Regions from separate parts of the Mus musculus genome. Here region 1 is linked to region 2. The links are chromatin loops, found by intact Hi-C in ENCODE. Cell type or tissue: heart. All regions are shown on one strand. Each heading gives the region's core, and the rest is flanking DNA. Links, peaks and the distances in the headings are about the cores only. Region 1 overlaps Lnx1 (ligand of numb-protein X 1). Region 2 has its middle 84 kb from the start of Lnx1.

The links. Hi-C counts contacts between places; a loop is a spot of excess contacts. Peaks named below come from ENCODE experiments on the same cell type or tissue, not always from the same donor. Only the 100,000 strongest peaks of a DNase experiment are listed, where the experiment ranks them.
Region 1: it touches region 2 in a loop (5-fold over the local background); 10 of 42 quality-filtered maps call a loop at or near these places.

The regions. Positions count from the first base shown.
Region 1 is chr5:74,633,543-74,648,796 of GRCm38, reverse strand. All of the region lies in intron 2 of Lnx1 (ligand of numb-protein X 1), which reads left to right. Gm32304 (a long non-coding RNA gene) reads right to left here and starts at 1,137. Exons shown (of 4, transcript XR_868495.2): 1 at 928-1,137; 2 at 344-481. In heart, for the core only: a CTCF peak has its summit at 7,496 (motif pointing left); a DNase peak (open chromatin) is centred at 7,696; H3K27ac peaks cover 285 bases; H3K27me3 peaks cover 706 bases.
Region 2 is chr5:74,779,001-74,794,254 of GRCm38, reverse strand. No RefSeq gene overlaps it. Among named protein-coding and RNA genes, the nearest start is that of Lnx1, 84 kb to the right of the region's middle. In heart, for the core only: no CTCF peak of the experiment used is centred there; DNase peaks (open chromatin) are centred at 3,484 and 10,224; H3K27ac peaks cover 1 bases; H3K27me3 peaks cover 1,104 bases.

The sequences.
Region 1 (15,254 bases), core at 4,038-12,037, 150 kb after region 2:
TCTTAAAGAGACTTCAGAGCATGACGTACACATGGGCTAGAGATGCAGTTGGTAGAGAGTTTGTCTAGCAGGTAGGGAGCCTTGCTTTGGTCACTAGCACTTCATAAGCTGAGCGTGGTGACACACACCTGTAATCCCAGCACTCGGGAGGTAAAGGCAGGGAGGTCTTAAAGTCATCCTTGGTTATATAGCACATTTGAGTACAGCCTGGGCTACACCAGAGCTTGCCTTTCCGTCCCCACCCCCAACATATAGTGGAACCAATATGCTTGCTAACGTCTGCTGGGTGTCTATCCCAATGACTGTATTGGATGTGCACATGTTCTAGGTTGGCAACACTCACTGTGACCGATGGACTGCTTTGCCTCCCCGAGTGATATTGCTGAGGTTGACTGTTCTCCCTTGAGGTCATATGGCTGCTTGGAATCTAGGGCTCGCTGCCGCCTTGCATTAGGAAACAGGATAACACCACACTGAGCGTCTGGGAAAAGGTCAAAATGCAAAGTCTGGCAAATGCAGATTACCGCCCTGCCACCGAGAGCCCCAAAATCTAAGTTGCCCTATCAAAATCAGGAATCAACTGTCATCACATCTCCCTTAGGTAGCTTCCAGACAAATAACATCCATTTTGCAAAGTGGAATGCCAGTCACGGAGTGATTATGTTGATTAAACAATAATTAGATGGGTACTGGCAATTTGCAGCATGCAATTTACAAATTGCTTCTTCTATCAAGAGACAGGGCACAGACTGGCACCGCTCAGGTAGTGTTTCCAGAAAGTGGATGTGAGCTCACAAAGGATTTCATTCTCAGGACCAGCAGTGCCCCTGCCTTCCCAACCCCACAGCTCCCCTCACACACCCCGCCCCTCCCCCAGCACCATCCCAGGCAGCAGCCCGGCCTGCCATGATTCCGTCCAAGACAAACCTTCAAGTGACCTGGTCCACAGGAAGAGTAAGCAGTTTTGAGCCCCCAGAATAGCAGTTTCGGCATCTGACTGTCTGCCAGCCTGGTTGATAAGTCTCACCACATAGTTGATGATGGCCAGTAAACTTTGTTGACAAGGGACAAACATTTCTGGGATCTGTCAAAGTCATAACATGGCTGGCCTTGCAGCCAGGACATCAGGATCTTTGATCTGCGTGGGCAGTCAGATACACTGGGATAGGCTGAAGCAGAGAGAGAGGGGGAGAGCGGGGGGGGGGGGGTGGGAGACAGAGACAGGCAGAGAGAGAGAGAGAGAGAGAGAGAGAGAGAGAGAGGCCACAAAGTGTTAAATCTCAGGCTTGAGTCCTCTGGATTTTCCAGTTCTGCTGTGGTATTTTATTAATCTGCTCTAAACTCCCCAGCCAGCAGATGTGCACACCTCTTGCTATTATCCCAATGTTCTGGATTCCCGCAAAGGAAGACACATGTACACAGCCTTACATCTTAAATAACCTTAAACAGCTTAATGCCTGAGCCACTCCCTAACTCCACCTGACTAAACATACACTTCCCTCCGATATTCCTGAGTTAATACCTACTAAATCTATATTTCATCTTTGCTGCCCTGGACCCTGCTGGGCAGCCCTCCTGGGGCTGCTTTCCCCTGTACCTACATGTCAACTGTCTCTTCCTCCTGCATCTTTCTGGCAAAGTCGGTCTCTCATGCCCTCGTCACAATGGAATCCTCTCTTCCTCTTTCCTTGGTCCCTTCCTAGGAATCTCAAAAGTCTCGCCTCTGTTTCCCTGCCCAGCCTCAAGCTGCTGGCAACTTGATTGACCAGTCAAAAACCAACTGGGGACAGGGTCCCCATAATTAGCATGAGAACACAAGCCAATACACAGCCTTTTAAGTTGGGATAAGAGCAAAGCTTTTATGGAGTTGGGAAAATAAGAAGAGGGATCTGAGTGTACACTAAGTAGCTTTGGTGGAGTTCTGAGGCCAAAAAAGCAGAGTGAGATTGAGTAAGTTATGTGAAGGGCTTCAAGGCTAAGAAGGGTAAACTATCTTCCCAGTACACAAAGCGTTCTGGAAGCGTCAAGCCATGCAGACTCCACATGTGTACTCCGTGACTCCTTCCTTCCTTGTGAGCCGGTCTTCAGATCCAGTGCTCATTAAAAACAAGCATCCTTTGGCATGGTAGAGCTGCTTTGTAAAAGAGGCGTTCTTCCTCTTGGTACATAGTTTGACAAGCAGAACACTACCTGGATGACGGCCCCCACAGCGTGCCTGGTGGGCACACATGTGCGGGACCCAGTGACTCCATTGTATATTTTGCCTCTCTCTAGTTGACTCTTCAAAAGCACTGTTGACTTTCTAGGAGTTGAATTGGTCCCGGAGGTAGCATTGACTGGTAGAGAGAGTGTGGGTTCGAAGTCATACAGAGCTGTTTCTTATCTGTCACTTACTAATGCTTGTATTAGAACTAAGCCTCCAAGGAAAATCCTCCCTGCTACGTGACATTGGGAAAGAAACATATCTCTAAAATGGAGACCAGCACTGGGTTGGTCTCAGGTTTGGCAATGATTATACAATGTGGAAATACGATGCATTGTTTCTCTGAGGGCGGCTGCCTCTTCCAAACTCGGCTCTTCACTTATTCTAGGGCAGGAAACCCCTACCTCTCCATCAACAGTTCTTGACATCCACCACAGTGTCAACAAGAGCACCACAGTAGTTACTTTTATACAGCTGTGGCCAAAACATTGAAGAGAACACCTTGAAAGAGGAACAATCATCGCTCCCCATTTCAGACTTCAGTCTATGGTTGCTTGGCCCCGTGCACTTGAGCAAGAATGTTAGGTCGGTGGACATATGTGATGGGTGGTTCTGCTGAACAGGAAGCAAAGAACAAGAAAGGGACTGGGAACAAATAAAAATGTCAAAGGCACTCCAAGGACTTGCTTTCTTCAACAAAGTCCTATCTAAAGTTTTCACTCTCATTACATGACCCTATCTATGGGAGAGCACTTTAGAGTCAAACCTTACCAGAGACCACAGTGATAGCAAGGTCAAGGGAAAACCTACTGAACATTATTAAGAACACACACACACACACACACGCACACTAACTTAAGCTTCAGGGACTGTTTATCAAACTATATCTTTTTCAGAAGACTGTTCGAATGAAAAGAGCAGCAGTGAGTCACAGCCTCTTAGATCTCTGGTGGAACAGAGACCTTTATGCAAAATGTCAGTTTTATGTAATCCAATTGATGGTCAATTTAAGAGTAAGGCTGACCAGCCAGATTGTAATTAAGTTCGTGGAAAAGAAAGCCGTCTTCTGGATGTCAGTTCTCAGCACTGTAATTAACCAAATCCTCTCCTGTAATTATCTAGATCCTCTATTACTGACAGGCAAGCAGGGGGATAGAGAGGCGTGTGAGTGGAGTCCTCTTTGAGTGCTTAAGGGTGATCATCAAAGTCAAAAAGGCAGCCGATTGCCCTACACGTACGAAAGCACCTGAACACTGTTTCCTGGAGAGTACCTGGGTCAGTCTTCCAGGTTCAACACTGACACAGAAAACCCATGAACTGCTCATGCACCCACACCATCGGACTTTATATAAGCCACATTCAGAATTGCATGCAGTGTCTGTAGCGATCCTTCCTTAATTTATGTCAAGAGTCCTGTTCTTCAGGAGATGGCTATAGTTAGTCATCTGGCTTGATATTGTCATGAACAACTCACAATAAAAGAAAGGACTAACGTATTCATAAGAACTTACAATATCTGGAGGAGTTCAGTTGCAAAGGATGCTGACACCAAGTTCCCTCTTGGGAAGCCCTGCATCTCCGGCTATGTTAATGCCATGCAGTTTCCCTATGGCTATGCTAACACCATGCCGCTTCACAGCCTGGTCTCCTGTTTCCATTCAAAAATGAGCAAAAGTTTTACTTGAGTAACTCAGAAGTCCCTGATGCCCCCCTCCCCCTGCCAAATCTAGGGACTCCGTTTCCTCCTGGGTCGATTAAAGTGTTTGACCCCATTGATTTCACTGTAGTTTCTGGTGACAGATTTTGGTCATGAACAAGGTTAATAGTTAAGTTGGGAGATGGGTAAAATGACAAGTTTAAGTTTCAATTGTGTGTTTTTCAATGTCCACTGCTGTTCCCTCCCTTGGGTTATGGAATCCCTCAAAGAATTGAAAAAAAAAAAAAACCAAAGAAACAAAATCTTTAAATGGATTAAAGCTTAAAGGGCAATCTCGGTAAAAACAGAAGCCAGGACCACGTTTAAGAATGAATCCAGGTCACAGTTTTGAGCACTGGGTGTTTTCTGGACACAGTATGGGAGTTGCACATATGAATTCACAACATTTGAGATAGAGTGCTTGGAACCTGTGCAGGCTCAGGCCAGACAAAATTCTAGCATGGAGAGAGGAGGTAGGCTCCAAGTCCCACCCCTAACAACAGCTAAGGAGCTATTGGCAGCTGAGGGCTGATGTTTGAAAAGGGAGAGTCTGTTTCTTAAACAGTGTACACCGTGATGGGTAGATCACCCTCCAGTGATAGCGTGGAAGCAAGAGTTTGTGGGCAGCATACGCTGTACTTACATAAAGGTCATGAAGTTGAGTAGGTAGGGAAGATAGGAATGGATGTGGGAGAAGTGGGGGAGGAGGTAACCATGACCAAGTAGAAGTTATTTAGAATGTTATTTCAATTTTTCGTGCAGTTTTTGAACAAGGACTAGGCTGACCAGTTTTCACACAGGTAATTACAGTCAAGATTCTAATTACTGCTAATTACTACAATATTCCCACATCGCCCTTCAACAAGTGCTTCAACAACGAAGGCTGAGAGCCGACTGCTTACTGATGCTTGATATCGTTCCTCTCACAGATCTCAGGCTATCGAGTATGCTTAGATTCCATAGATTCCAAAGTCATTCAAGATAAAATTAAAAAAAAAAACTTTAATGTGATTTATCTTAAGCCCAGAAATATCACTGGGTTTACTAAGATGACCTTTTAATGTAGCTCCTGAGATATATAGAAGTTTCAGAAATAGGGGCTGGAAAGATGGCTCAGGGGTTAAGAGCACTTGCTGGCCTTATATTGGACTCCATTTTGGTTGCCAGCACCCAAAGTGGTCTTACAACCACTTGTAACTGCGCTCCACATAGACATAACATAATTTTGAGGTCACGAAATGCGATTTGCAGAAAGAGTACTAAGTTTCCGTTAAAAATGTTGAGAAAGAAAGGAAGTTCATTGAGCAAACAGAAACTGTTTGGGAAGATGGAATTTTTATTCAATTTGTGCAACAACAACAAAAAAAAAGACTTTAGCACAAAAGAACCAAATGTCTTCGTGGGGCACATTGACAAACGGGGAGGAAGAACGCAATTTCTCAATATCCAAGTGTCAAGTCCTGTGCTTTGGAGGGTCTGTGACTTCCAGCCTGGAAAGTGTTAGACAGAGGAGGCCTTTTCGTAGTTACCCAAGGAGTGCCACGTAATGGATGTGAGGGAATGGAGGAATGGTTTTGAAATGTCATCTGGAAATAATTTCCACTTGAATGCCATGTCACCTTCTCCCATGTCTATCTCCACACGGAGCTGTGACCCCTCTGCACAGCCCCTGGGGTTGAATGGACTTCACAAAAGCACAAAGACCCAAAAAAAGACTCCTGCTGACATCTGGGTGCCCAGGCTATTTGGAAAGCCCATCAGAAAACCACAGTGGTCAGGCTGCCTTGATTCCTGTTACCCCAAAAGCCGTTTCCCATCAACCTTGAAGTAAAAAACATTTGATCCGTAGTCCAGTTCCCAAAAATGTGCTATTTATGTGTGTGTATGTGTTTGTGTGCGTGCGTGTGTGTGTGTGTGTGTGTGTGGGTGTGTGTGTGTGTGTACATACGTGCATGTGCATGCTTGTGCATGCTACAATATTAAGAATTAAACATAGGCCTGTTACATGCTCTGTGGTCTCTGCCCCGGACCCACATCTCCAATCCTCTTTGCCATTTATTTTGGTTTTATTTGCTGTTTACTTTGATATTGGGTCTCGCTCCCTAGGCCAGGCCAGTTTGGACTCCCTCATAGATAACGCAGAACCTATTATCCTCCTGCCTCAGCCCTCTGAGTTCCTGACATCACAGGCCTATGCCTCCAGGGGGAACTCATTTCCAAATGTTCTATAAGTAACCAAGTAGAACAATTCTCAAAGGAACCAAAAATAGCAGGGACTAAAGTTGGGCAAAAAGCTGCCCTCCTTCCCTACCCCTGCGTACATATTCCCAATCCCTAAACAGTTTACAGAAAACCCTCATTGTCTGTAGCTTGGGACTCTCCAGCTCCCCTCCCCCAAAATGTCCAGGAAGAGAAGTTGATGACCTCAAAGAGGCCAGAGAGTCCTAGGATGGATAAACTGTCTTGACATCTCTATGAAGAATTAACCTGGCATGTGGACTGTGCCCAAACCCTCCACCATCCCTCATCAACCTCTGTCAATTGCACATCTGGTTTGAGCTTTGGAATTCTTCCGAGGCACCCCAGGGAGCAGCACACATATTTATCAGACTCCCCTGGCTATCTGCTAGGCTTTGTCTAAACTAAACAGGGAGTTTATTCTTCAAGTTTCTGGGAAGTACTGGAATTGCTTACAATGTAGAGCTGCAAAGGTTGCTGTAAAAGAACATATTGAAGCAGCCATTGGAAGGAGGGACATTTTGGACATCCGTCTAAGAGAATAGCATCCAAGCGAGCATGCACTCGGAAGCATCTGAAACCAGGAACTCCTCCACCACATCCCTAGCTTCCATTAAATCTTTGGGCCAAAACATAGGAAAAAGGGGGACTATGTACTACTGTCATTGGTAAGAGCATCCCCTTGGGGTCACAGCCCTGATTTCACACTGTCTGCATTAAACAAGGTAGCCAGCTCATCTGGTATGCCCAGGACTGACCACTTTTTAGATGATAATTCTGTATCTCTGAACCAGGTTAGTCCCGGGAAAACAGGGACTGCTAGTCACTAGAGGTTAACCATGACCTTGGGCAAGCTAAACTGTATATTGTTTCCAAATCTGCAAAAAAAAAGAGAGATTGATCAAGCTTGCCTGACAGGTTTTAACAGGGGTAAATAGGTTAAGTGTAAGTGCTCAGAACTGAGCCGCCTTCAGGACAATGAATATTGCTTACTTTGTCATAGACAAGTATGCAGAGGATTTAGGTCAAGATAAGAATCCCAATACTATGTCTGGCTTCCAACTCTTGCCACTGTGTTGAATCTCGTTGTCTGTACCTGTAAAGTGGGGGTATAATATCTCCCAGTTAGGACATTGTTGAATAGGCTAAACCCCAGTTCATGCCTGTTATTAAAAGCACTAATCTAATGACTGTCATAAGCACTGTCATGAACAATAGCAAACAGGGCACACTGGCCAGCATGAGCTACTTGCAGTGCCTCCTCTCTTGAGAAAGCCTGCTTTCAACAGCGAATACCCTGCCTTATGCATGCAAGAGAAAATAAAGTCTGGAACTAAAGAGCTCCCTCTAGAGGCAGAATAAATAACCCACCTAGCAGTGCCCATGAAGCCCAGATAGGAACCTTTTAAACTTCTGCTTCTAGGACGAGGAGGCCAAAGCTATTCCCAGAGATAATTAGGTTATTTCTGGAGATGGGGATCGTCAGTGAAACAGGAAGCCCAAGGGCATGCAGGGACCTAGGATGTGCACTCTGCTGGCAAATGGCCCTGGTGACAGGGCAGAGGCAAGGACACAAGCTGTGTGGTGCTTGTGGCTCGTGTCTCTCGGCCTCAGGCCTGAAGGCACTGGCTTGATGAGAGCAGGCTACGCTTGGCAGATCACGCTGCCTGAGTTCTTCTCAGCAGCCACCCAGTGGATGATACAGTAGTAAAGAATAGGATATACCCAAGAGCTGCTTCTAGATTTCCTTGGGTCTCCCCTGCTTCTTGTGTTCCAAGCACCTCTTGCTTATCAGCCACCCACGTGCATGGCATCTTACTGCCCTACTGTGCACACCTCAACCAGAATTCCACCGTCCTCTCCAGGGACCAGCTGTGTGATCCTGGGAAGGTTCTCTGTGCCTGGAGTATACCAGTGTTTTCCTCATAGGGCTGGTGTGAGGACTGAATGGATCAATACATGTTTCACAACATGCCTGGTCCGTAGTGCATAGCACGTAGCATAACTGTCAGTGTGAGTTGCCCCAACTGTTGATGATGAATTTGAATTGTGAACTGAGGTTCAAAGGATCAAACACAGTGCCAGAGCCATTTACATGAAGGGAAAAGAGGTCCAGTTCCTCTCTGTGCTTCTTTTCCTCCTCACTCCATCCCTCAAATAGAAACTGGCCCCGTTCAGAGACTAGCCAACCGTATCTCAGGCATACAGACCATCTTGGGTAAACTGAGTCACGCGTGCCTACTGAGGTTGGCATCGGACCCTTCATTACCTGTGTGAACTCTATCCTGAGGGCACCTTGTCCCTCCTCACACCCCATGTCCACCTGGGAGCCCCAGGCAGCTAGAACGCAAGTCCCCATCTCACATGGCTTCTCAGCTTGTTTGAAAATTTTCCTTTCTGGTGTTCATTAACAAGGGAACTGGGTGGCTGGAGAACTGGGGACATTTTCCCCCAGCGGTTTGGAGGCAGAAGAGAGGAAGTGATCCAGAGAGGCCATGTGTGGCTGGTGGGGAAGCCTGTTGGCTCTTTAAGATGAGCTCCATCTAGGTTCAAATTTATTCTCTCCCTCTAAGCTGACTACCAAGAGTACACTTGCCCACTGATCCTGCTTGACTCCTTAACTCATGCCAGCCTCACCCAAGACTACACATAAGCACCAACGCTTATTGCCGACATGGTTTCTGGTAGCAAACAAGTGACCCTGTGGTCCCATCCCACATGGAATGGGAAAGGAAGCATGGGGTTTAGCCTAGAAGGGGGATCAAGAGAATGTTAAGAGTAATTTCCAGAAAGTTCCTGGAAGGGGGCTTGTATTCAGGACCAGAAAGCTTGGAAACTAAAGCAATCCTGTTGGTGGAAACTGCACTGTTGCTTGAGTCTCTTCCAAGTATCATGATGAGAACTAACCGGCAGGGATGGGTCTCACTGGGGGTGGGGCGCGCGGGGAGGTGCTCAGGAGCCTCTGTGGGAGTGTTCGGAGGATGATGGCTGATGCACTTATTTTTATCTCAGACACAGTAGAGATGTCTAGTGTTTTCCATTCCAGGACTTGTGAAATATTGCCATATATTTAAAATATAGCCTGCCTCCTCCCCCACTCCAAAAAAAGGATTAAGGCAGCTTGCAACTATTAAACCGTGTCTAGTCAGCACAATTAGAAGCATAAACAGAAAGTATCTAAAAACAGAAGGAAGAAAAAAATAGCTGTTCTCAGCCCCCCCACCCCATCCCCCGGAGCTGTTTTAACACAGCCTGTGACACCCTGTCTGCCTGCACATTGCACACGCCAGTGAGGGCTGAGTGGTGATCAGGGTAAGCACGAGTTTGCTCTCTTGAAAGCTGTGATCTCTGGGAGAGAAGGGACAGTCATTCAAACGGGAAACGCTGGATGTGGCGGCACAGGCTTGTAAGCCTAGCACATAGGATGCTGAGGCAGGAGGATCTCACGTTCCAGACTAGCCTGGGCTACATAGTGAGAATCTATCTCAAAAAACATCAAGGGAGGAAAGGAGAGAGGGAGGGAGGATAGAAGGAGCGGGCAAGGGAGGAAGGAAGTGGGGAGAAAGGAAGGGAATGGCTGGCTGGCATTTGGCAATGGCAATCCTGTGTAGGCCAATGGTCAGAGAGCCTGAAGAAGTGACTTTGGGTGGAGCACCTGTCAGCTTCATTCCTTCTGCCCTCTCCCTCTCCAGACTTAGCATCAGACTTCTCTGTGCCTACTGTCTCCAGCCCCAAGAGTATAGCTTAGCTTTGCTGAGCCCCCGGGAGTGGGGGCTGGTAGTCAGGTGTCCCAGTTTAATTCACTGTTCTACTCTAACATTTCTCCTCCCGCTGATCTCACTTCCACTCTGTGTGTCCCCATCGGCAAGGCATGTTACAGGGACATGGCATGGAACCTACCATTCCCTGCATCCAGCATGAACTTAGATTCTTGGGGTTTTTTAAATGGAGTGTCTACACCTTGGCTACTACCTTCTTGGGGTCTTTGAATGGGGTGTCTACACCTTGGCTGCAGCTGCTATGCCTCATTTCTCTGGACTCACCTCCTCTGCAAAGCCTTCCCTTACACCCCTCAGCAGGGTGTGTGCTCTTCTGCTCTGAGCTCCCCCAACACTAGTCTCTACTAGCATCTCTCCATTAACAAGGCATGAGGTTTTTGCTGTGTGTCAGTCCCTCATGTGTATTGTACAGTATTGTTCTTTTCATTTATGTCTACTATTCACCTTGAGGTGAACTAACCACACTGTCACCTTGAGGTGTACTAACCACACTGGGTACTGTTTGTTGCCTTGCATTCCAGGCTGTGCTGGGCTCTCCACATGAATATCTAAAGCACACAGTAAACAGACATAGTAAGTGAGCATCACTGGGTCCATTGGGAATGAGACAGGGGGTTGGAAGTGGGGAGGATGACTGAGGGAGTTGAGTAGAACCTGTGCTTGCCAGCTAGGTATTTTCAACCGGAGAGGCTATACTTTCTTTCACCACCCTGTGTTTCTTACATGGCCTTCCATGAATTTGAATTCATTGAATGAAAACATGTATTCTAGTACTCCTCTAAAAAGCCCCCCATTGTACCAGCATAATGAATGCATCAAAAGAAGGCATGTGATCAAAAGTACTCATTAGGCTTGAGTATAGGCATAATGATTTTGAAACATACTGAAGCTGACTGTGGGACATCGGTCTATATTCCCAGCCTGCAAGGAGCTAAAGCGAGAGGATTATAAAGCCAAGACCAGCTTACCAGCCTGGGCTACATTGCAGTGAGAACCTCCCCCCCCCCAAACAAAACAAACAATAAAACTTCCAGCGTTTCGTAGGGAGTCTGTGAGGAAGATAAAGGCCAGTCTAAAGTATATTCCCTTGTCTCCTTTCCCCATCATTTTGTGTTGGAATATGTGGGACTAAAAAGGGATGTGATGAGCTTTCTGAGGGAAAGGGTCCCATATCACAGTCAACCACAGATAACTAACACTTTGCCAGGGCTGTGTGGGCACATCCTGCAGTTCCCAACACAGTGTTTCTGTCAACGCAGTACTGGAAGGGTTTACTGACAGCCCTGTGGTTGCCCAGAGCTAACCATTAGCAGAGGTCAAACTGGTGTCTCTACCACCAGCCATAGAAGACATGAGAATCTGTGAGCCAGCTCTTCCCAAGTCCCAGAAGGAGGAAGGAAGGCGTCATCTCTGTCTTAGAGGAGGATGCTACATGGCCACTAGTTCATCCTATTGGGCCAATTGTGGCAAAGTCTTCCTATGTAGCCCAGGCTGACCTTGAACTCAAGTCCTCCAGTACCATCTTAAATGCTGTGCAACCACACATCCTAAAAGTGTGGCTTCCTGATGACGCCCAGGACGCACATACGGAAAGAGAGTGCTGATTTCTACACGTGGTCCTCTGACCTCCACACACATGTGCTCCGAGTATCTTCCCCTTGTAAGTGATGAATTGCAATATTTTTGTAATTGTACCTTGACTAAGTAACTATTCAGGTAAATGTTTCTCTGTGAAGGGCACCGTCTCAGAGGTCATTACATACAACTATTTGTCATGTTGTTTTAGGGGTTCAGACCCTCATCTTGAAGAGTCTGAGTGTGAAGGTGGAGAGGCTTAGACTCTGTGCTGAGCCAGCACAGTGCCTTGGGGAACACAGGGAGAGCATCCCATGGCAAAGACAGGAAACTGTCGTCTCTCTTAGAAGGCCATCAGCCATTTGGTCATAGGGGTTCCATCCCGTGGCCTTGTCTAATTCTGATCATCACCCAAAGACCCCCAATCTCCAAGCACCACACTCCGATTAAAATTCCATAATCTTAATACCACAGGAGGATTATGTTTCAACACAAACCCTTGAGGGATACATTCAAACCATGTCAAAACCATAGCAGATGCTGTGCTGAGAATAAATGGGGGGGGGGGAACAAGTGTGGAGCTTAGAACCCTGTTAGGAGGTTGGGGCCCTAACCCAGACAGGGGGTGGACTTGGGGGCATCGGGGATGAGAAGCTGTTGTTTTCCAGAGGGTTTTTTGTTTGTTTGTTTTTTGTTTTTGTTTTGTTGTTGTTGTTGTTTTTGATTGGACTGCACATGGGGTGTCAAAGGAAATCGAGGGCCTCGAGGATGAGTCTGGGGTTTTGGCCTGAACAGGCAGAAAGATGCATACGAGAAGCTGTTTAACACAAGGATTCCAGAAGACTGACTTCCCAGGTAGAATCAGGATGGGTGGATGTTAGGGTGGGGATGTATTAGATGACAAAGTGAGGATGTGGAGTGGGTGGCTTGATCTGGAGCTCAGGGAATCTAGAAAGACCTGGACTAGAGCCCAGGCTGTGTGAGGGAAGAAGACACGGAAGTCATAACTGGATTCAGACCCCTGCTTCTTGCTGTGACCTTGACCAAGGGATTTTTTCCCTTCAACTACCCTCATCCTTATCGAAGAGGTGATGTATGAGACCTAATGTCTCAGAGCACTTGGGAGAGTTAAAGGAGGTCACATTTGTAAACCAGCACCTTGTCCATAGCAAGAGGCTGGTGGCTGTTTGCTTCCACCGGCCAGCCTCCTTTTGAGGAGTACAGACCCCAGAAGTACGGGAATGTCAATAAGAGCTCTGACTCATCCCACTAGCAAAGGAGAACATTTTCCCAACGAGTTTCTGAATAAAAACAACACCTCTCTGTGTGATTAAGGTGGATGAGAGGGAGAGAGACTACAAACCAGAGGGAGGAGAGTAGGCTTAGTGTATGCACAAGGCCATGGAGGGGTGAGCAGAGCCAGGGCAGCAGCTCCAGAGGAGGTAGGGCTGGACACACAGGAGCAATGCTTCATCCTTGAGGGTCATCAGCAGCCCGACAGAGAGCACTGTGGGGCCTCCCCACAGCTTGTTTCCTAGTGACCTCCACAAGGGACAGCCTCTGCTTTGTTCTGGAGCAGAGCCTCCTAGCTCATCCCAGGGCTTCCACCTGAGGCACAGGGTCACTTGTGGAGATAATGGAGCATCAAAAGCCTCAGACCCAGCTGGTGGCAGGGCACGGGCTTCTCTCCAGAATGCCCCACCTTTGACTCCCTTTTCGTGGAAGAAATAATAGGTATATGTGATAGGATGGGATGTGAAGCTATTGAAAGAAAGAAGAACCGCTGAGAACTAACTCTCAACCCCCAACTTGATCAGAAAAGTGGCTGGGACCTGGGGCTGAAAGGGGGGCCCTCTTAAGCGCCTGTCTTACCTCTGTGCACACATGCACCTCACACTCACATAGGTAGCAGATAGCAGAATGCCGGGATTTGGGGGTTAGTCTGTTGCTATTTATAAAAATACTAAATTCTGAGCCCCAATGTCTGGTTGCCATGCAGATGAGTGTATTCTCACGCATGCCGGCCTTTCTTGTGTAAACCTTGCTCCCCAGTTGAAAGATATTGGTGAATAAGGGGCTGGAGCCTGTGATTTGGCAGTAGAGAGAGAGAAAGGTGGGACTTGAGAATCATGTGAGGGGTCTTGGAAGAAACCATGGGGTCAGGGGTGGAGGGGACATGAGGCCGGAGGGATCATGACTCTGTAGCTAGAAGAAGTCCACCTTGAGGATGGACTGATGGAGCAGAAACAGCCTGGGCAAGATTCAGATAGCAGGTAACAGGGCCATATGGCTGGGATATAAGTTAGAATAGCTCAGAACCTGCCCCAGGCTAGGCTTACAGCTTGTAAATAAAATACCACGTTTCTGTGTCTCTTATTTGGGAGCTAGATGGGAAAGAGTGGGGCAGAAACTCCCAATAAAAAATGTTTTTACATCAGGAGAGTCATGTTGCTGCTGCTGCTGCTGTTTCGTGTTCTTCTTTATCCTTTTCATTTCAAGACAGCGAAGGGCTCCTGCAGGTTTACAGTGACATCTGTGTAGCCTTGGCAGTCCTAGAACTTGCTTTGTAGACCAGGTTGGCCTCAAACTGAGAGATCTGCCTTCCTCTGCCTCCCAGCTCCAGGGACTAAGGGTGGGTGCGCCACCCCACATCTGGTTTATATTGCTTCTTAGAGGACTGAAAAGAAACAGGCCCGGCTCTCTTGCATTTGCAATTTTTTCTATTAATGGGGCTTGGAATGTGCTTTGCTTTGAGATAGACGTATGCTGCATGTGTGTTTGTGTTTTGTTTGGACCACACAGTGTTTTTAAGCATGGTTTGGTGCCAATATTTATATATATATATAAAATCAGAAGATTTCACATTCAGATGTGGGGTCTAGTATCCAGATTGCTTGCTTCCAATAACACTGGCCTAGCTTTCTTCAGTGAAGCTCTGGGATGGGACTGAGTCTATCTGTCAATCAACACTGCTCACCATGTTTCCCACCCTCCCTCCCTCTCCTCCTTGCTTCACTAAGCTGTTGTGATCAATAGCTGGGTTAAAGTGAGAGCCGACTGGGCAGTTCATGAATTCTACGTGAGGAACTGAGTCACATTTGGATCAGAAGTGAACGGAGAGAGGTAGTGAGGAGATCAGCTCAAAGGAGAGTTGCATAGCTATCATAAGTGGGTCAGGTCACAGACAGCAAGGAGCCCTTCCCTAGAGGTGAGTTTGCACTAACCAGCAGGCTGAATTGTGTGAAGGACACCCCCCTTGGGATATTTGCAAACTACGTCTGAGGACTGAGCCTTGTGTCCTACTCCCATTAGCAACTCATACCAAAGACTTGGAAATTTCCTAGGAAGAGGTTTCCTTTTCTCTACTCACTCCATCCCCTCCTCCCACAATTGCAGGGCACCTGGTGCCTTCAGAAGCAAGCTGATCTGTGGCTCACTGCTGGCTTCAGTGAAGGAGCTGGGGACCCGACTTCATCACTTCTAAGAAAAATGATCTCAGGATACTTGTTTCAGCAGACAGCGTATCCAAAGTTTGTGGTTTGGGTTGGAAAAATAAATGGTTTTCTGTGTTCCTTACTCCCATCCTTCAAGTTCATGGCCATCACCACCTGAGTGCAGGCGCAGGGTAACTGAAGGGAGCATAAATCCTGCTTGCTTTGAACACAGCCCAGGGTGCATCCTATCTTCCTGCCCTGGCCAACATTAATCACCTCTTCCTTCTCTGCTTCCCCCCATTTGTGCCTGTAAATCAAGAGCCCCCAGT
Region 2 (15,254 bases), core at 2,396-10,395:
CACAGAACCAAGTAACCATGGACTGAGCCCTTTGAAACCGTGAGCCAAAAGAATCCTCCCATTTAAATGTTTCCCTTAGGTATTCTGGTCCTGGCACCTAAAGTTCTAACATATAGGTCCACCCAGTCCCACCATATATATGCCATTTGATTCTGTCTAACGGTAAAGTTGCCTTAGTTCTAAGGGGAAGAGTGTACCATCCTAGAACAGAAATCCCTGAGGGTCCCAGACTCAAGAGACAATTGGGGTCAGAACTAAAATCTTCAGGAAGCTAAGAGTTCCCAAGTGACATGAGCCCTCCCTGCTCCCTGCAGCTGGCACTGGCCCTAGCCTGAGTACTGGCCTCTTATAGGCCTCTTCTTGTCTACATATGGTTTCAGCCTTCCTCTAGGGGGCTTAGAACTTAGGCTCGGGGCTAACAACTACATCTGGGAGGCTCTAACCCAGAGAAACACAAAGACCTCTTTCAAAGTACAAGTACTGAAAAAAAAAATATAATCTCAACACTTCCTCCGTATGCGTCATACCTTTTTTTTTTTTTTTTCCTGATGTCAATAGCATGTTGGCCGATTGGGTCTCAGAGACCATGTTAGGATGAACACTGGTTGCTGTGTTTAATTAGAAGGGCAAAAGATAGAGTAGCTTGGACTTTGAGCAGAAAGAAAACCAAGAGGAGGAGCTATGAGGCCTGGCAGATGTTCTCTGACACAGTCAGTCCCTGCCAGCTCTGGGCCCTGTCCCACCCCTGTAGAAATTCTGGCAAGTCCTATCGTTATTTTTTCTAACCTGTCATTATCTGTCTCCTGGAGGTAATAACTTCAAATTTCATAGGACTGTTCAGTGAAAATTAAACAAAAGGAAACACATCGGATACTTTCTATAGTACTAAACATATAGCAAGTATCTGGCACCAGTATTTTTGAATCATAGACATTGCTTTATTGTTTTTTGCTTTGCTTTAAGATTTGCTTGTAAGATTCTAGAGAGAGGCAAGCGGCCAAGGAGAAAAAGATGATTAACAGTTTCCAGGGACCCATGCTGAAGTAGTGGTAACGCTGGAGTGACCCCTTGCTGGGGCACAGATGTTCAAGCCTCCAGATGTTCACACTGGACTGGTTTTCTGTATGTAGCACAAAGGAGCTGAAACCCAAACAGGTCTGGGAAACTTGTACAAGCACAAAGTCAGTCGGGAGCACAGCGACAGTCTTAAATCAATTGCAAATAAAAGCCCCAAGAAGGAACTCTACTACCGCCTGCACCCGCGGTAACCTGGAAAGCTTGCTTCTGCTTCGGGTTTCTCCACATTATACAAAGGAGTAGGAGAGAGAGAAGTGGGGAAAGAGGAGGGGTGAAAGATGGGGAGGGGAAGGATGGAGAGGAGGAAGAGGAGAAGAGAGGGGGAAAAGGGAAGATGGAGGAGAAAGAAGAGGGGGAAGAAAGCGGTGGGGGGAGACTTTTTAAACATTCCTCCCCCAACTTCCTGCCTCCTGGAGAGAGGAGCCAGCAGCCACCAGAGATCTTAGAGGGACGCCTTGTGTCTGGGCCACCACGGGCAGTCAAGGAGCCTTGCTTTTGGTCCTAGGGGAAGCTGTCCCTTGAGGAGGCTGCAGTGTGTCCACCAACATGGTTCAATGAGGGCAGTAGTTTGCACACATGGGGAACCACTAGGAATGACAGAGTCTAGCCCCGGGGCTATTTTAGGCCAGACCCAGAATTGGAGTCAGTGGAGGTTTTGTTTATGTAACATCTGCTCAAGGCTCTTTGGAGCAAATAACCCAGGCTTCCAGGCCTGCGCTCGCTCAACGAGCAGGGGCGTGGCTTCGAGCTTCCTGTTGTTCTTGGCACTGCTTCCCTGCTGTTGTGGCTCCTCTCCCAAAGCTGTTTGCTGCCTCCTAGGCTCAGCGCAGTAGCTTTCTCCTTAGATCCCTTTCTAGGGTCAGGATAGCTTGTAAGTAGCCATGAAGCTAGAGGAGATGGTACCGCAGGGACTATGCTCCAGGGAGTTGCTTCCTGACCCCCGGGTGTCCTGGCCACTTGTCAGCCTCCCCCTGCTTCACAGTGCCCGCCCGATCTCTTACTTGAACAGCTTTCATGACAGGTCTGGCATGCTAGACAAAAGATTCTGTTCTGTATTCTGAGAGCACAGATCTGAATCACGACCTGCACCTGATCCTTGCGGTCTGGAATTGTCTTTACCTGAAAAGCATATAAACAGGACTGTTTCTTGGTGTCCTCCTGCGATTGGCTCCAGTACCCAGTGGATACTGAGATGCAAGGATGCTCGAGTACCTTCTGTGAGATGGATAGTGTTTGCATAAAACCCACGCAATCTCCTGATTACTTGTTTCACACAAATCAATGTAAGTGCTGTGAGTAGCTGCAGTTATTGCTTAGGGGAAAATGACCAGGAAAACAGGAGTGTACATGTTTAGGACAGATGCGGTTGTTTTTCATAAACATTGTTGTCTGTGTTTGATTGACCCCATGAAGGCAGAGCAGACACAGTGGGTTACCGTACATATTATAATATACACTAATTTTCTTTGTTTCAGGCCTTCTCAAGGGCATGAAGACTGTAGCTTTCTAAAAATCCAGATAATGTAGGTACTGTGTATTTTGTCATGAACTCTTTGTATGTCTGTGTGTGACAATTACGTATGTGTATGCATATCTATAGCTATCTATATTTATATCTATCTATATATAATGTATTTTGACTAAATTCACTCTCCCCCATTCTTTCTTGTCCCCTCTTGCTGAACTCCATATTCCTTCCACCCAGTCCCTCTCCTACTTTCCTGACATTTTTTCTGTTCTTCCTCCCCGTCCCCACTCACAACTTACTGATTTTAATCAGCATTGTTTACATGAGCTTGGATAGGAATACTATTTCCTAAAGTCTGGACGACCTACCTGTGGCCAGGAGGAAAATCCCCTCCCCTCCCCTCCCCTGATACCCTGTTAGCTGCCAAGAACTCCTCAAGGAAGGCTAGGCCTCATGAGGAGGCCTCCCTCCCTTACAAATGATGGACCACTGATGGGCCCTCAGTGGGCAGGTAACCATGGCTACAAGTTTATGAGTACAGTGGCCATGTCATCCTGAAGATTGGGCTTCGCAGCACTCTTCCTCATCTTCTGACTTACATTCTTTCTAGTCCCTGCTCCATGATCCTCTTTGTGCCTTGGAGGGGGAAATACAGATGTGTGGATACACACAGAGGATAGCACTGTCAGAACGCCCCACTGCCTCAGCCGGTGGCAGAGGCTACTGCCTCACTCTCAGCATCTCGGAACAGGAAGCAACTCAATGTCCCACCAAAGTGAAACAGATAAGTAAACTTAGCTACACTCACACAGCATCTCATATACTCATACAGAATACTCTGCCTCTGCAGAAAAGAATGTGTCACCCATGCCCTCAACTGTACCCATGTCTAGATCTGTACCCATGCCCACATCTGTACCCATGCCCACATCTGTACCCATGCCCACATCTGTACCCATGGCCGTATCTGTATCCACACCCACATCTGTACCCATGCCCACATCTGTACCCATGCCCACATCTGTACCCATGCCCACATCTGTACCCATGCCCACATCTGTACCCATGGCCGTATCTGTATCCACACCCACATCTGTACCCATGCCCATATCTGCGCCTGTACGAGCAGGATATGAATGAAGTCTCTGCCAATAGGAACAACTTTAGGAAAAACTTTAATTTTTTCCTCATGTTTGAAGGCAAATTTTCAAGTCTCTAAACCCTTGCCTAACTTCTGCTAATCTTCTCTGGCGTAGAGAAGGGCGCCAGCTTCCTAATAGCTCTGCTTCCCACAAGCCTGGGGAAGTGGAAGCACAGCTCTTGGTGGGGAAGAACTCAACTTTGATTGTAGATTTTCTTATTCTTACTAAAACCCAATAGACTAGCCAGTTGACCAAGGGAAAACAGTTGTTTCAAATTAGGTATAATTTTGAATTAAGCCAACATCGGCTTAATACATTTCAACTTAGATATTTTCCTATACACAAGATATTTCCCTAAGTCCTACAAAGATCGATATTTGGCCTCACGCTTTGTAAAACATCAAAGCAAGCTTGTTTCTGACAGTTGTACTGCCAATGCCCTGGATTCAGAGGAAAGGATTTTTATAAAAATCATTTCTGTCCGGGGACGGAGTCTTCATTCACTCAAGTAATAGATTTGGAAACAAAAGCAGTTAAGACATGTACGCTCCACTAACAAGCCAAAGTGCTTGCAGGTCTGTAAAACATGGCGCTACTCCAGGCAGTTCATCATCCCATCCATCTTCCCCTCGCAGATACTCCATCAGGTTTGTGAAAATCTCTGGCTTTTGTACTTGGGTCTCACTCACCTGATACTCCAGTTTTCAGTGAAAGAGTATTAAATGAATTAGAAACAAAGAAGCCAGAGACACTTGAAGGAGAGTCAGCCATCGGAGAAACTAGCTCTAGATCTTTCTGGCCTGGCCAAGGGACTGGAAGCAAGTTATCTCACCTACCTGAGCATCGCTGCCACCATTCATAAAATGGGTACAGTAATACTGACCTCCGAGTTTTTGATAAGAATCCAGAAACATACCAGTGGGGTGTTGGAATAAAATGCCCCTCCCCATTTAAGAAATATGGTAGTTGTGTTAGACGTTTTAGCAATGGAAATTAATACAGACAAATGGTCTTCTCCCTGCAGGAGCTCACGACTGATCAATAGTTACCACTCCACCGAGCGGCTAAAAAGATGTTTCACATAACTAACCGCCCCTCAGGGAAAGGTGATAAAAACCACAAAGGTATGTGATACTGCCTCACACAGGTTAGAAATGTCTACTGTAAAAAACACAAACAGACAAAAAACAAATCAGGAAATAAATGTTTTTTTTTTCCTTAGTGGCACAGAGAATTATAGTATGTCTTCCGTCATTGTCATTTAGAGATGACATCGTGATATTGTTTCTTAGCCACTTCCCCTCTCTAGAATGCCTCCTTTACAAGACAGAGAACTCTTGATTTTTCTCTGTTGCTACATTCCAACCATCTAGAATCACGCTGGCACATGGTAGCCTCTCAACAAGCATTGGCTGAATGGATGGATGGATGAAGTCCATGCCTATTGTCAATCAGCGGATGATGAAACAAATGCATGACTTGTTTCATCACATGGAAAAGGAACCTTTTCCTTACCTCTTCTTTCCCAGGATCCCTCCTAAAGGACAGCCTTGTTGGGGCCCCTCTACTCATCCTCCAGGGAAGGAAGGCTTCCAGGAGCCGGGAGGCTGGGATGGATCTCCCTATAGGACATGGAGTTAATGGGTTTGGTTCAGTCCTGGCACCGAGACAAAAACAAAACAAAATAAGCAAGAAATTAGAGCAACCAGGAAGAGACATCCATAGATGACAGGGACAATACTCATGGTTAGCTCAATTGCAGCAGTGTTGGTTCATAAAGCCTTTAACACTTAACCCACTCATTCATTCACTCATTCATTCAGCAAATGTTCCTGAGATGCTGAAGTTGAAGTTGCCCTGCCCTGTAGTAAAAGTGTCTGCCCTGGTTCCAAGGGGTTCAGCTCTGCCTCGGGTATGCCCTGAGGGTGCCCGTTTGCTACCTCCTGCTTTCGATTTGCTTTAGGGAAGCCAGGGGTGGAGGGGAGAGCAGGTGTTCTCCCTGACAGTCTTGGGGTCCAGTGTCAGGTGTCACAGGTGGTCTCTGTCCTGTTTCTCAGCACCAGGGCTCCCACCTTGCTGGCTTTGTCTACCTTAAGCTTCAAGAGTCAGTTACCAAATACCTCTCTCACTGTCTTTCTGGAAGGACCCGAGTCAGTGAAGAAAGGAATCCCATGAGAGGGAAAGGTAAAAACGTTCTGTATCACCGAGATCCACTTCTCAAATAGGTTCAAGTTGACAGTTCACACTCCATTTTTAGGCTTACCCATCATGCCCCAGGCTTAACCTATCTGGGCATGCCTGCCATACTTAGAAGTTAAAGGGGTGTTAACTCTTTAGAAAGCAGTAGGAAAAGAAGAAATATTTAGGTTCTCAAATGTCTTTATTTTGTCTTAATCTGAAAACAAATGTTTTAGTGTGTATAGAAATCTCTTAGATTTCCCCCAAGTCAATACTAAGTGTAATGTTGAAGTGATTAAAGTTTGCCAAAGGAATGTTGATGTTGACCTTTTATGGAGAGGATGGTCCACGAAACTCACATGATATTCCTGATGCTACCAGGTGAGAAGTGTGACTGTGTCATAGTAAGACACAGAGCATTACATGTGGGGAGCGGGTGTGGCGGCAGTCCCAAAGGCGCCAGGGACTGCAGCTAAGTCATATGACTTGCACCTGACTTCCTCATATAAGACACAAACATCTTGAGTGCTGCGCAGGTGTACCAGGATACAGGTGAATCCAATTTGGTGGAGATTTGCCCCTGCTGCCCTGATTAGCTGAAGCTGCGTGCCTGGTGAGGGGGCGTGGCCTGCGGTGCGTGGATGGGAACTGAGAGTATAAAAGAGTGAGAGGCCCAGGGTTCAGGGGAGATATAAAAACAAGGGAGATATAAACAGGGGAGATATAAAAACAAGGGAGATATAAACAGGGGAGATATATAAACAAGGGAGATATAAACAAGGGAAATATAGAGAAAGAAGAAACAGGACTGAATAAACGTGTGCAGAAGGATCCTGCTGTGGCGTTGTTCTTGCTGGCGAGTTGGGGGCGCGCTCGAGAGTTGGTGCCGAAACCCGGGACAAGAAACATCTTCAGGCACAAGCGAAGACCCCCTGCTACAGGGAGGATTCAGAACTGCAACACGGGGAAGAAGTGGTTAATAAAGGTTCCCGTAAAACAGACTGTTGAGAAGGATCCGGCGTGGATTCAGAACTTTTCAGCTGGGGAACGGTACTGATGAAGAGAAAGAAGAAAGATGAAGACTGAATAAACTGCTGTTAGAAGGACTGGTGGTCGTGTCGTTCTTGCTGGTCGAGAGCGGGCGTGACAATTGGTGGCCCGTACGGGGAACCGACTCCCCCACCGAGTTCAGAACTTTCAGCAGTCAGTGGTTGCCAGCAGGGTAAGTTCACGGTGAGTGAAACTTGCAACCCCAGGAGTTTGGGAAGGACCTCGGATAAAATAGAGGTGAGCATAAAGTTGCCAGGAAGTAGGCACAAAGTAACCCAGGAGTTTGGGAAGGACCTCGGATAAAATAGAGGGGAATATAAAGTTGCCAGGAAGCAGGCACAAAGTAACGATAGGTTCCCGGTTTTGGGATAAGTTAAGGTTCCCGGTTTGGGGACAAGTTAAGGAACTATGATAACCTCAGTGTAGTGATCAAGAGATCCTCGCTGTGTAGTTATGTTTTTTTCTCCCATTGACCCTTTGTGGGTAGGTCTGATAGTTTTGGTCTTGTTTGTTCTGATATATGGACTCTGTTACTGTTTGAAACTGTGTGTAGAGGCAGTCAAGACAGGTCAGAAAATCCTTACAGAGCAACAAGAAAGTATGTCGGAAAAGGAGAAGGGCTTAAAAAGAAAAAGGAAAAAGAAAGACAGTGTTATCAGGTGGACAGAAAGGACAAAATAAAAGAGCCGAGGTGGAGGAGGAAGGCGAATTAGCTTTTGTGCCGCCTCCCTATGCCTCCTCAGCAGCCACCTGTAGGTGGACCTTCTGTCCGGAGATTTGGAGAGGATCGACCAGATCAGGTGTTGACGTGGGCGAGAGGGTCTGTTTGTGTGTTTCCACAGGACCAGACGGAACCTCTTTGGGTGCCGGAGAGATTGGTGAGACGCTGCAAGAATGAGGCTCCTGATCCAGTTGCCCCTGTGGATATGGTGGATGATCCCACAAACACAAAGGATGGAGTCGAGATGAGAGATCCTTTCGTTATTCCAGAAGCCGATACCAGCTCGACATGACATTCAAATTTTTCCACGCTTTTTGATCCCTGAATTCCCCTTAAAGAGATAGCCCCGATGGCCATCTATCCCTTGCTTCAGGGAAGATGAGTGGGGATGAGAGCCCTGGGATGTATGCTTGTAATAGTGTGTGTGTTTGGCACATGTGTTAGGTGCAGCGTGTGCAGGCCCGCACTTTCGCCATGGTAGCATAGGCTTTTGCTGCAGTGGAGGCGGGACAATCTCCTCAGATTTGGTTTGCCGCTCTAAAAGAAATTATGCTGCGTTATGCCGTGGGGTGCGAGGCTAAGCACTGCACAGAGGATAGCTTGCTGTTGGCATCCTGTGGAAGGCATGTCTGATTGCATGAAGGTTCAGTGTCCTAGTTCCCTTCCCCCAGGAAAAACGACACGGGAGCTGGCCAAGACCTCTCTGGGTGATGAGCCTAAGGGATGGTTTTGTGTAGGGCCCCTATGCTTGCACACTGGGGATCAGACCTCTACCTTCACCCATGAGGCTTGCTTGCAGCGATTAAGATCTGGCCATAGATTAATCAACATCCTGGCCTTTTGATGCACCTGCCACAAGCAAAACACAATCTCCCCAGGTGTGGCTTGGCATGATAGAGAGGTAGTCAGTGATAAGACTCCCTGGGCATGTCACCAACCTAAGACAGGGATCAAACCAATGCTGTTTGTCACCCAAGGACGGGTAAGGGGCATGGCTGCGGGGGGCTATCTACAGACATTCTCTCTGCCAAAAAAGAAAAAAGGGGGAATTGTGGGGAGCGGGTGTGGCGGCAGTCCCAAAGGCGCCAGGGACTGCAGCTAAGTCATATGACTTGCACCTGACTTCCTCATATAAGACACAAACATCTTGAGTGCTGCGCAGGTGTACCAGGATACAGGTGAATCCAATTTGGTGGAGATTTGCCCCTGCTGCCCTGATTAGCTGAAGCTGCATGCCTGGTGAGGTGGCGTGGCCTGCTGTGCGTGGATGGGAACTGAGAGTATAAAAGAGTGAGAGGCCCAGGGTTCAGGGGAGATATAAAAACAAGGGAGATATAAAAACAAGGGAGATATAAACAGGGGAGATATATAAACAAGGGAGATATAAACAAGGGAAATATAGAGAAAGAAGAAACAGGACTGAATAAACGTGTGCAGAAGGATCCTGCTGTGGCGTTGTTCTTGCTGGCGAGTTGGGGGCGCGCTCGAGAATTACATGGCGTTAGTTCCAGAGCATGCACGGCTGCGGCAAACAGCTCAGAGAGCTAACATGCCACTGGCCCACATTTTAAGCATATTATCTTATTTCAGAAACTCCAGAAGCCCAAACATTTCCCCAATTTACAGAGTTTAAGGACTATTACTCCATCTCCAACTCTGCATCCTTCATTATCTCCCTTTATTAAAAAGAAATAAATGATGGGGCCAGTGAGATGGCTCACTGGGTGAAGTGTTTGCCGCACAAACACAAGGACTGAAGTTCCAGCCCTATGTTAATGGGCACCCGTGTAAATGCCAAGTGGTTGTGGCAGCCTGCACAGCAGGCAGACACAGGATCCCCAGAACAAGATGGCTGGCAACACTATCCAAATCTACATGCTCTGGATTCAAGAGAGATCTGTATTTTATATATAAGGTGAAGAGAGATAGAAGAAACACCCTACATTGACCTCTGACCTCCACGTGGGTTCATGTATGTGTGCATGAATATAAGCTTGAGTGCACATGCGCGCACACACACCAAGAGAGATCATTTTTAATTACCTTCTCCAAATGCTTTCCTCTGTTCTCATTCATTCATTCATTTGAGAGAAGGCCTCACTATGTGACCCAGGCTAACCTTGAACTCTTGGTCTTCCTGTTTCAGCCACGAAAGCCTTGGGATTATAGGGTTAGAAGCCCCCACTCCTTTCTTAGCTTTTCCCTCAAATTAGAACCAGAGGCCTGAGGATGTAGCTCACTGGCAGAGCAATCGCTAAGAATGTAGCAGATCCTGGAATCAAGCCCTGGTACTGTATAATAAATAAATAAGAACCTAAAAGCGAGATTCTGGCAGTCCCAGACCCGTGTTAACTTCCAGAATGTTCTGACTGTGTTCTAAGATGCACCTGTGGTCTTGAGGTCATGATTACCTAGGGCAGCCTGCCTTAGAGAAACATGTGGTTGTTATTTTTTTTAAACACATTTCATGTGTGCAGGGGTCATTTAAAAGCACATTTCACAATCAGACTTGATTGTATCGGCCTCTGTGCCAACACACCCACGCCGTCTTCAGAATGTGGCCCCAGGGAAGTTCAATTAGGAAAACCAGAAAAACGGAGCTTGCCCACTGGAAACAATCCTGCTCCATCTGTCCCAGAAAAACAAGGGTGCTGACTGCACAGGGTCTGGCTTCTCCTTCAGACAACTGGGGCCGCTCACTGCCCTACGCCGTGACCACCACTGGGTGAGGGGTCAGTCACTGTACTGGGGGTTGAGGGGAATCTAGTCTTGTGTTTGTCACTCTTAAACTAATGAGGGCAGCCATCTTGGCCTAAGCTATCAAAAGACTGGCGCAGAGGCTTCAGAGGTCCCTGTGTCCTGTTGTACCCCTCTTCTTCTCCTCAGCACCCCCTGACTGCCTTTCTCACTCAAAGCAAAGCCGAGTTCATGCCATAACCCCATGGCTTCTACTCCCCTGTTCTGATGGTCTCCTGCTTCTCACGTGCTTCCTGTAAAGCTGGCCAACCACACCCCAACATCAAGGGTTCTCTATTGCTATTCCTTCAGGTAAAAATACTCATCCCTGGTGTCCACATGTCTCGGTCCTTGCTCTTCCTCTTTGACCTAGATGTCATGACAGTGATGCCTTTCCCGACAACATAGCATCTCTGCTCCTCACCATTGAGCCACCACACTCATCTCTCCCAAATTCTCTGACTCCACTGCGTTCGTAACCTCTAAGTGTAACATGTAGCTTATTTATTTTCCACCGGCCATCTCCCGCTTCACTTCTTGAGAACAACTTTCTTCTGTCTGCTTTGTTTCCAACTCTGTCTCCTAGAACCTCAAATGCCTAGAGAATAGTAGTTGCTCAGTAAGAACCGATTTTTTATTAGATATTTTCTTTATTTACATTCAAATGTTATCCCCTTTCCTAGTTTCCCCTCTGAAAATCCCCTATCCCCTCCTCCCTCTCCTTGCTCCCCAACCCACCCACTCTCACTTCCTGGCCCTGGCATTCCCCTAGACTGGGGCATAGAACCTTCACAGGACCAAGGGCCTCCCCTCCCATTGATGACCGACTAGGCCATCCTCTGCTACATATGCAGCTAGAGCCATGAGTCCCACCATGTGTTTCCTTTGATTGGTAGTTTAGTCCCAGGGAGCTCTGGGGGTACTGGTTAGTTCATATTGTTAAGAACCGATTTTTTAAAGCAAATAATTGGCTGAAGGGGATGCTTAGGAAATAAGCTAGAAAATGCCATGCAGGAATTGTTTGGGCGAGAACAAAAGGCAGATCATCTTTAGTGACAGAAACCCAGCTGACTCTCTGGGGAATGCGGTACTTAGTTTCACAGGGTAGAGGCACTTAACCAAGTTAAAAGAAAGAAAGAGTCAATTGAATTGAGTATAGCTAAAGAATGTTCCCTGGGGAACTACAAGAATGGGTTCAGAAAAGGGAGGGTACAGAAGCCAGGATGGCAATGGCCAGATGGCTGCTCCTGTCAAAGTCTGGTGCTTCTCTTTCCTTGTTTAGGTGGTGGGGTGCCTCTGGCAAGTAGAAGCAGAAGACTTAACTGGATTTATGTTTTAAGGCAACCTTGTTGGAAGTCCTAAGAAAACAGTATCAGAGAAGCAGGGATTGGAGGAAGGAAGAAGTGCTTCACTGCAGCTGCACTAATACAATGTAACAACTACAGCCCGGCAGGTGTGATTGTGGGTGTGGCCAGAGAGAGAGAGAGAGAGAGAGAGAGAGAGAGAGAGAGAGAGAGAGAGATTTAGTTCAGAAGCCGTCCACATCACAAGAGAGAGGGAGAGAGAGAGAGAGAGAGTGTTTTAGTTCAGAAGCCGTCCACATCACGAGAGAGAGAGAGAGAGAGAGAGAGAGAGAGAGAGAGAGAGAGAGTGTTTTAGTTCAGAAGCCGTCCACATCACAAACTCATCACCATCACAGACTCGTCACTGATGGAGAGATGGGGCTGGCTGGAGCAGATGAAAAAGTATAAAGAGTCCCCCAAGTGTCATTGTAATTAATGATGTAAATATATAAGCTCACCAGCCAATAATTGACTGAGAGAGAGCCCAATATGCCTCACTAATCCCCGCACTAGGGAGACAGCTTAGAGTAAAACAGAAAAGTCCTAATTTGGGAAGCCTATAACCAGGAAATGAGAGTGTCAGTAAATAAGTAAGGGGATAATAAAAGCTATAGCAAGCTTTACGGAGGGACTAGAATATGATAGAGAGATGGGTCCCGTTTGGTTTACTAGGGAGTCAGATATACTAGGGGGTGATGTTCAATTGAGAACCTAGAACGTGTTTCAGAAGCACAGAGATGAAAGCAGCAGTCTGGGCAACAGAGGCTGGGGCTACTGTAAGAGTGAGCTGCTGGAGGAGGGCAGCCTCCTTGTCTGTCAGTCAGTCTGTTGGTCTGTCTGTCTTGTCACAATCTGGCTGCCCTGGCACTCACTATCTAGACCAGATTGGCCTTAGACTCATGAAGATCCACTTGTCTCTGCCTCCTGTGTGCTGGAATTAAAGACATGAACTGTTATACCCCACCACCTTCTTGTCCTTTTGAAGATTGGGGGGAGGGGGGAGGAGGGGAATGAAGAGGAGAAAGTAGGACTCATAAATCCTCCCTGAGGGGCTCCCAAGCTACCCACATGTAGCTGAGATCCTATTGACAGTTTATGCTGTGGTTGGAGAAAGAGTTGGTTTTCTTCAAGGGTGTGGTCCCTGGTAGGTTGAACTTGATCCTGCACTTGGCTCTGTATCCTTGTGTATTTGCGCAGCACAGATTGAATTTGTGCATTTTACACACACACCCCCAAAGAGTACATGAAGTTGGGATGTGGATGTGAGGGATGAGGGCTGGATACGAGGGAATTAGGAGGAAGAGGTAGAGAATGAGTGGCATTAAAAATATGTTATATGCATGCAAGATACTCACAAAGAATTAATAAAAATATTATATTAAAACTCTCTCCTAATTGGGGCAAGGGGCCACATACCTCTAACTTAAGAACTTGGGGGAAGGGAAGGCAGAAGTATGGCTAGCCTGGTCTATATAGCAAGTTCCAGGCCAGCCAGAGCTATATAAAAAATCCAGTCTCAAACCAACAAAGCTAAGAATTCCTCTTACATTTATATCCTGGGTGAATAAGTGAAAGTTGATGTCCTTTACTAAGAAGTAGAGAGGAAGAGTAGGTTTTGAGATGGCTAGAGGGAATCAAGTTTTATTTTAGATACATTCCATTTGGAAAGCACACACTGAGGAAAAAATCCAGCTGGTGGTAGGGTTCTGGAGTTGAAGGACCAGGATATGGTCCTGTAGCGATAGAATGGAAGGTATTTGGCATGGCAACACTGGCTGAGATTACCCCAGTGTCTCAGCGTTACATTGTTTCGATGAAACACCAAGACTAGCCAGGCAGTGGTGGTGCATGCCATTAATCCCAGCATTTGGGAGGCATAGGCAGGCAGATTTTAGAGTTCAAAGCCAGCCTGGTCTACAAAGTGAGTTCCAGGACAGCCAGGGCTACACAGAGAAACCCAGATTTGAAAGCAAAACAAAACAAATGAACAACAACAACGACAAAAATCAAAACACCGAGACCAAAAGTAACTTGGGAGGAAAGGGTTCGTTTGGCTTGTGCTTCCATACCATCATTGTCAGGCCAGGAACTAAGGCAGGGCAGGAACCTGGAGACAGGAGCTGACACAGAGGCCATGGCGGGTGCTGCTTGCTTACCCCCTTGCCTCCTATAGCATTCCAGAACTACCAGCCCAGGGGTGGCCCCACCCACAACTGGCTGCCCCCCCCCCCACTTGAATCACTAATTAAGGAAATGCTGGATGCCTGTAGCCTATCTCATTGAGGCATTTTCTCAGCTGACATACTGCTTTGACGGCCAGCTAAGGAGATCAGACATGGCAAGACAAGGTATTTGGGGTGTCTTGCCATGTTAAATACTCAGAAACACCAGCAAGAGCAGCTCTAGCAAAGTGGAGACAGCAAACGTGCAAGAAAGAACCGGAAGAAAGAAAGTGCGGTTAGACTAGAGTGATTGACATTTACACAGTACAGAGATTGCAGAGAGATGAGGCAGGGAATGGAGAGGACCAAGGCCAAGGGGACTCAGAGTAAACATATTCATAGATGTTAATTACAGGGACTTATAGTAAACATACACAGATGGTAATTCCCTTTGGGAAGAGCATGATTGTTGTAAGACAAAGGGATGATTGTTGGTGTCAGCGCCTTGGGTTCCTGGACGGAGGAAACAGTGTACTGTGGTTCTGCTTCCACTTGGCTGTTAGGATACCAGGCTCACGAGATTCTAACACGCTGCTTAGTGGAGACAAAATGCAGCCTAAGATAGGGACCCCAGCCCATGTGAGAAATGGCGGGGGTTGGGACAGAGGCTGTGGTTCTCAAACTCCTGTGCATTTAGATGTTGCTGGGATCCTTAAAGAGTTGAAAATGGGGGCCCAGGGCCTGAGATGGGGGAATCCAGCTTAATTCAGGGTGAATGCTAGGAGTATAGAGAGGTCTTCAGAGGGCTGGCACGGCTCTGTATAATAAACGCCTCCCTCAACAGACGTTCTTGATGAGGGAGACAGTCCTTGCTTGTCCAAACTACTTTATTCGTGGTGGAAAATGCATACTACTTACTCAGAGTGAACCAGAGATTAAATCCCTTTTGTAAGGAAGGGATGCCCGGGAAGGGAAGCTTATTGGCTAAACCCTTGGGGCACATAATTTGCATGGAGAAGTCTTGCCTTCTATGCTACATGACCAGGTGTCATAGTCCTCTTAGTGGGGTGTCTAGGTCACATGCTGCAGGACAAGAACCTGGCCAGGAGTGTATTTAAATGCCTACCGTTCTCAGTTATGAGAATTGCCAGGGTTCCTTAACCTGCTCGACCCTACCTGTCTGGTGGCATGGTCCGATGCCCCACAGTGTACCACTGGAGAAACTGCTACTTGGAGCAGATACAATGCCACTCACTGAAAGGGGACAGTGTTGTGCAGGACCTCTGGTCCTGAAAGTATGGTAGATTGTGTTCTATGGAGAGACACTTTCTCTGGTTGTTTTACTTGGCAAACTCGTTCAGTACGAATGAGGGAGCA